2 separate regions of the Mus musculus genome follow, and region 2 is linked to region 1. Evidence: chromatin loops called from intact Hi-C (ENCODE). Cell type or tissue: left cerebral cortex. All regions are shown on one strand. Each heading gives the region's core, and the rest is flanking DNA. Links, peaks and the distances in the headings are about the cores only.

What was found. Peaks named below come from ENCODE experiments on the same cell type or tissue, not always from the same donor. Only the 100,000 strongest peaks of a DNase experiment are listed, where the experiment ranks them.
Region 2: it touches region 1 in a loop (10-fold over the local background); 2 of 42 quality-filtered maps call a loop at or near these places.

Annotation. Positions count from the first base shown.
Region 1 is chr13:69,738,819-69,741,618 of GRCm38, reverse strand. Ube2ql1 (ubiquitin-conjugating enzyme E2Q family-like 1) reads left to right here and starts at 1,722. Exons shown (of 2, transcript NM_001145162.1): 1 at 1,722-2,800. The coding sequence starts at 2,279. In left cerebral cortex, for the core only: a CTCF peak has its summit at 1,615; DNase peaks (open chromatin) are centred at 793, 1,144, 1,658 and 2,303; H3K4me3 peaks cover 2,143 bases; H3K27ac peaks cover 2,132 bases.
Region 2 is chr13:69,865,121-69,867,920 of GRCm38, reverse strand. No RefSeq gene overlaps it. Among named protein-coding and RNA genes, the nearest start is that of Med10, 57 kb to the right of the region's middle. In left cerebral cortex, for the core only: no CTCF peak of the experiment used is centred there; a DNase peak (open chromatin) is centred at 1,451.

The DNA of each region.
Region 1 (2,800 bases), core at 179-2,678:
CTTTATGCAGCCAGCATGCTTAAAGGAACTCTTGGGACACTGCAGGCAGATCTACCCTTTTGCCCTTCCCTAGTGAAGATGAGGATGAGGAAGATGGTGGTGGTGATGGTGATGGTGATGAAGGAGAAGGCAGGAAGAAGAGGAGGAGAAAGAAGAGGAGGAGGATGAAGAAGAAAATGATGATGATGATGGTAAGGAGGAGGAGGAAGAGGAAGAGAAGGAAGAAGAGGAGGAGAAGGCTACCGTGGAATGCAGTGTTAAACAAAGCAATCAGGAGCCCAGGACAAACAGACCTTGATTCAGCTTCCCTCAGATTCCACCAAATAGTCTGTGTTGTTCTTAGTCCAAATCACCCTGTGGGTCCTGTTGAAAGTCAAAGGATTGACAGGCTCTCTGGAGAACCACCCTCTCCCAGGTGCAATGTTGGGTGGGTGTGAACCTTCTACTCCTCATCTACACCAGCTAGCCTGGCTCCCCCATTACACATCTATCCCCAAATCTGAATCTCCAAACCCAGGTCTGTGTCTTCACAGCGACATCACCAGTTATTTTCCACAGTGAAAACTCAAAATTTGGTAAAAGATGTGAGGGGCAGAAAGGCAAGGGGCTGTCATCTAGAAGGAACGCCTGTCCTGAAGAGCTGAGCTGCTTCCCCTCCCCTCTCTTCCCCCCATCCACACACCAGCAGAGGCAGTAGGCTCTGACGCCAGTTAGGATGGCAGCGGGATAATATTCGTTGTTCTTGAGGGATTGGTTTCGCCTACGCCATTGGGCCACACGCTGCACACCGGAACCGTCACAGTTCGAGCTAATCTGAAATAGATTTTAGTTGGAATTTTCACCAGATTTTTAAGTGAGTTTCCACAGGCTGAAGGAAGAAGGAAAGGCAGGGTGGACTGTGAATCTGCAGGCGGAAGGCGGATCTCTCCCTCATTTGAGTATTGTGGAGGTCCCTCACTCAGGAGAGCAGCCCTGGGGGGCGGGGAGGGGGTGGCCAACGGGGGTTGCTGCTCGGAAAGTCCTTTCCCGCTCTTAGCACCGGTCAGCGCCAGAGAAGGCGTCTGGTGTTATTCTCCGCTGCATTTTGGAAAGCAGCCACCACGCACAGCCTGGCCATGGAAAGCCGAAACGCTGCGGCCAGCAGGCAGGGGATGGGGTGGAAGGAGCAAACCAGTGAGGGCTGAGTGGATTGGCTAAAGGTTTGCTTTTAGTCGTGACTTTGAACGGGCTGTTCTTTAAGTTTGCAGTAGATCTACCCTTTCATCCCGCTTTCCGCCCTGACTTTAAAGTCCTTACGTGTTCCTTCTGTCATTCTAGGCTCCCACCGCCCAGAAGTGTTGCGTAGAAACATTGGGCTCATACCTCTGGTTAGAAGGATTAATAAAGAGGTTGATTTCCACCTTTTCCCTCTGGTTGTCCTAAGGAGGTTAAATGGGATATAAGGCCCGGACCTCAAACACAGCATTCAGGTTTTAGGGTCCCAAAGAATGCAGTGATTCTGAGAGACCCTATTAGCACGCTCAGGCCAGCCCTCCCCTGGCTCCCCAGCGCACGCAGCTAGCACGCAGCCAGGAGAAAATGGTGCGGGCGCGTACCGCTGTCTCCCCCCAGCGGCCGTGCGTGTGTCGCCGCAGGAACCTGGCGGCGGGGGTGGCTCGGTGCAGTCAAGCCCGCGGCTCCGCCCCGCGCTCCCCCTCCCGGCCGGCAGTGCCGCCCCCTCCGCGCCGGGCTCGGCTCAGACGGAGCAGCCGCCTCTGCAATGTCAGCAGCCGCAGCGGCGGCGGCAACGAGAGCGGCAGTGGCCCGGGCCCCGCGGTAGCCGCCAGCGCAGCACGGCCCGGCAGGCGCACAGCGCGACTCCACGGCCACCTCGCTGTCTCCGGGGCACCGCGGGCGGTTGTGCGCGCCGCGGTGCAGCTCTTAGACTCGGGACCAGCGGGTCTGCGGCCGCGCACAAAGGACCACGGACACCCGGCGTCCGGGGACTGCGCCCAGGGACCGGCCAGGAACAGCAGCTGAGCCGCGTCTCCACGCCTCCCCTCCCTGGGCTACCGGAGCCCTTGCCCGAGAAGACCCGTCATATGACAGCGGCGACAAGGCGGCCAGCGAGCGCTGGTACTGCCCGCTCCGCTGCGCCACGGCCGCCGGCTCCTAAGGTGGCCCTCGCCGCGCCCCACTAAGCGGTCGTCTGCCTCCCCCCCACAAGCCCCGTGCGTCCCAGCTATCCGGCTCGGGGAACAGGAGCCCCGGCAAGCCCCTCGCCAGAGCCGAGCCTAAGATGGCCACGCTGCTCCGTAAAATCGGGCTCATTCGCCTGCACAACCGGGACACCGAGGACCCCAAGCACCACCACAACCACCGTGGCGGAGGCGGCGGCCAGCAGAGCGCATCGCTGCGCGGCAAAGGTGGTGGTAAGAGCAGCGGCCACAAGCAGCAGCAGCAACAGCAGCACCCCGGGGGCTCAGGCGACGCCAGCCCGGGGCCCGGCAAGGGCAAGAGTAAGCGCGCGGCGGAACTGGCCGCGCGCGACAAGCAGCCGCAGCCAGCCGCGGGGGCGGCGGGGGCGGCGGGCGCCGGGGGCCCCCGGGAGCGGGCGGCGGGCGCCAGGGCGGGGCCGGGCCCCGCGGTGGCCGCGGCGGCGGCGGGCGGCAGCCTAGTGCCCGCGGCGCGCCAGCAGCACTGCACACAGGTGCGCAGCCGGCGGCTCATGAAGGAGCTCCAGGACATCGCGCGCCTCAGCGACCGCTTCATCTCGGTGGAGCTGGTAAACGAGAACCTCTTCGACTGGAACGTGAAGCTG
Region 2 (2,800 bases), core at 146-2,645, 130 kb before region 1:
TCTTTTTTCTGGAAATAGCCTCTGAGCTAAAAAGGACAGTGATTCCGCTACTACAGCGCATTGGAAAACCCCAGCGAGCTCGCCAGCTCTCTTTGCTGTTGTTCTCTGCTGACTAAGCAACCTTGTGAGCTGTAATCTGGCATTCTGACTAGGTGATTCTTTTTTCCAGGCCCTGAGCCAGAAGAGTTCTCCGGACTAAAAAGTTTGAGTTCTGCTGGAAAAAAGGCAGTAAGGCCCCCAGAGCAAAGGTGCTGGGTATGTGCAAACAACTGGGTCAGAGGCAAGGAGCAGGAGGTGGAAAGTATGCTCTACCTCCCCACAAACAGAGACTCGCTCTGCCTAGAAGACAGCGGTTGAGAGCTCAGCCACATCAGTGGAACACTCTAGGCCTGTGACCATCCCCAGAGCCATCCTCAGGAAACAGGCCACAGCCCCAGGCGAGGGGAAACCTGGCAGAAACAGGCCAACACCCGCTCAAGAAGGGTCCGAGCATGTCCGAGTTCCACTGAAGGGACACTCAGAAGCGCCGTCCTCTTGTGGTTCCCCTCACTGAGCAGATGTCCCTGAGGTTCTTTGCTGTCATGGTATCTCAGGGTATCCTGGTTTCTTGTCCCCCACCCCAGGTGCAAGCCAGATCTTAAGCGATTTCACCACACCAAATGTGTAAGAGAATTCAAGTTGGTTTAATGGTGGTGAACACTTCCAAACCTGCAGCTGGATCCAAGCATCGTTTTACACTGCTTTAGTACACACTCCCTACTTCTAATTAGACACAGGGAAGGTGGGGGGGGAGGACGAGGAGGAGGAGGAGGAGGAAAAAGAAGAAAAAGAGGAGTAGGAGGAGAAGAAGAGGAAGGGGAAAGGGGAGAAGGGGAAAAGGTAGGGGAAGAGGAAGAAGAGGTAGAAAGGGAATGGGGAGGGGAAGGGGTAGGAGAAGGGGAAGAAGGAGAAGGGGAAGTAAAGAAGGAGAAAATGATCATTCAGCTCATGGCTAGCTGGACAAGAACAGCAGCCTCCGCTCAGACCCACATTACTTCTTAGACTATTCACAGATACCCTTTTCCCCTGTGGCCCTGGGCCGTCCTCCCTCAGGGCCCAGGGCCCTGGCTCTAACATCTACGCCATGCTGTACTTCAAGTCCAGTCAGCACCATTCAACCTCAAGGACCAGATGAAGACGAGGGAGGCAGCTTTTGAATCTTCTTCCTCAACACACTTTCCTCTTGGCTTAAGCAGCAGCTCACTTGACACCGAATACACGATAAATCAGGGTAAATGCAGCAGGATCCCACAGGCCTTGGCTGGGAGGCGTTCTGATTTATCGGAGTCCGTGTCCGATGTCGGATAAAGTAGTTCTGTCAATTAATAATGCTGCCATGCTTGAAATTCGAGTTCACAAACTTGGAGGCACAGATTTGCATGACTCTAGCTCTCTCATGGAAATCACATGGATTTCCACTCTATTCCACTACCGAGTGGCACCTCCTCCACTCAACTAACTCTGCTGCCATCTCATGGAGGACACCCAGGTACAAAAGAATGATAAGTAACATCCTGGTGCTTCAGAGAAGGGCTTCCTGTGGGCAGGGGTATGTTGTATCCAGCTTAGTGGCCACAGAGGAGGACCTGAACCTACTCATGTCCTCTGCTCCCTAGAAGAAGCACCCGTGAGAATGCTTGATAACCCCACCTAGCTCAGATCCTCAAGTGCTCCACCATGGGTGCTCCACATTCTCAGCTGACCCCTTGTAGGACAAAGGTGGTGTGGAGTTTGGGTAAACTTAGGTCAACTGTGAAAGGCAGGGTGGCCTCTCTGTAGCTACATCTAGATCCTTTTGCAGGCTATCTGCAAAATCGCAGCTGGTCACATATCTAAGGAGGAAGAGGACAAGGATGAAGAGGAGGAGGAGGGAGAGGAGGAGGGTGGAGAGCAGGAGGAGGGAGAAGAGGAGGAGGAAGAGGAGGAGGAAGGAGAGGAGGATGAAGAGAGTGAGAAAGAAGAGGAGTAAAGAGGAATAAGAGTACAGAGAGGAGAAAGAGAAGGAGAAGGGGACATGAAGAAGGGGAGGTGTTGGGGAAGAGGAGGGGATGAATGGACAGGAGTGGCCTAAAGGTGACTGACTAAATCAGAGTTAAAATAAAAGCCATCCAGAGACTTTGACTAGTCACACAAAAGCCATCTCAATATCCAGTAAGGGATTATTCTTGAGAAAATGATCTAAAAATGGCTTAGTGCCATCCACGTGATGGGTCCTGAGTGATCATTGCTGTGAGCTTGCCAGCCCTTCATCCACCTAGGCAGGCACTTTCTTAAATTGAAGGGGAGGGGTGTGTGTGGAGAGCAGATAGATTGATGAACAGTGCTGCAGTCTGCCTCTGGAAGCCTGTCTTTCTGTCCTGACTTGTGACCCACTTATAGAAACACACAGTGGATCTGTGGGGAGGTGCTTATACCTGCCTGCATAGGTTGGGTGTGTGTGTGTGTGGAAACTACTATGTAAGCAAGCAGAGAGCTAGAGAGCCCTCAGAAACCTACTGAATGCTGGACTTCGTCACCTCCCTTGGAACCCACCGAGACACGTCTCTAAAGCTAATGCAAGACAGCATTTGCAGTGGGCGAAATCATCAGTACATTACTATCGTGCTTTGTTCCCCCTGCATTCGTAGAAAGAGTGAAACAGTATCAATACTGTTATAAATTCTCTGGTCTCATAGAGGGTTTAACCAAACCCTTCCATCTGTTCGTTCTCCCAAGATGGCAACAAAATCATTTTCTGCCTACAAGAAATAACTTGGAGGAA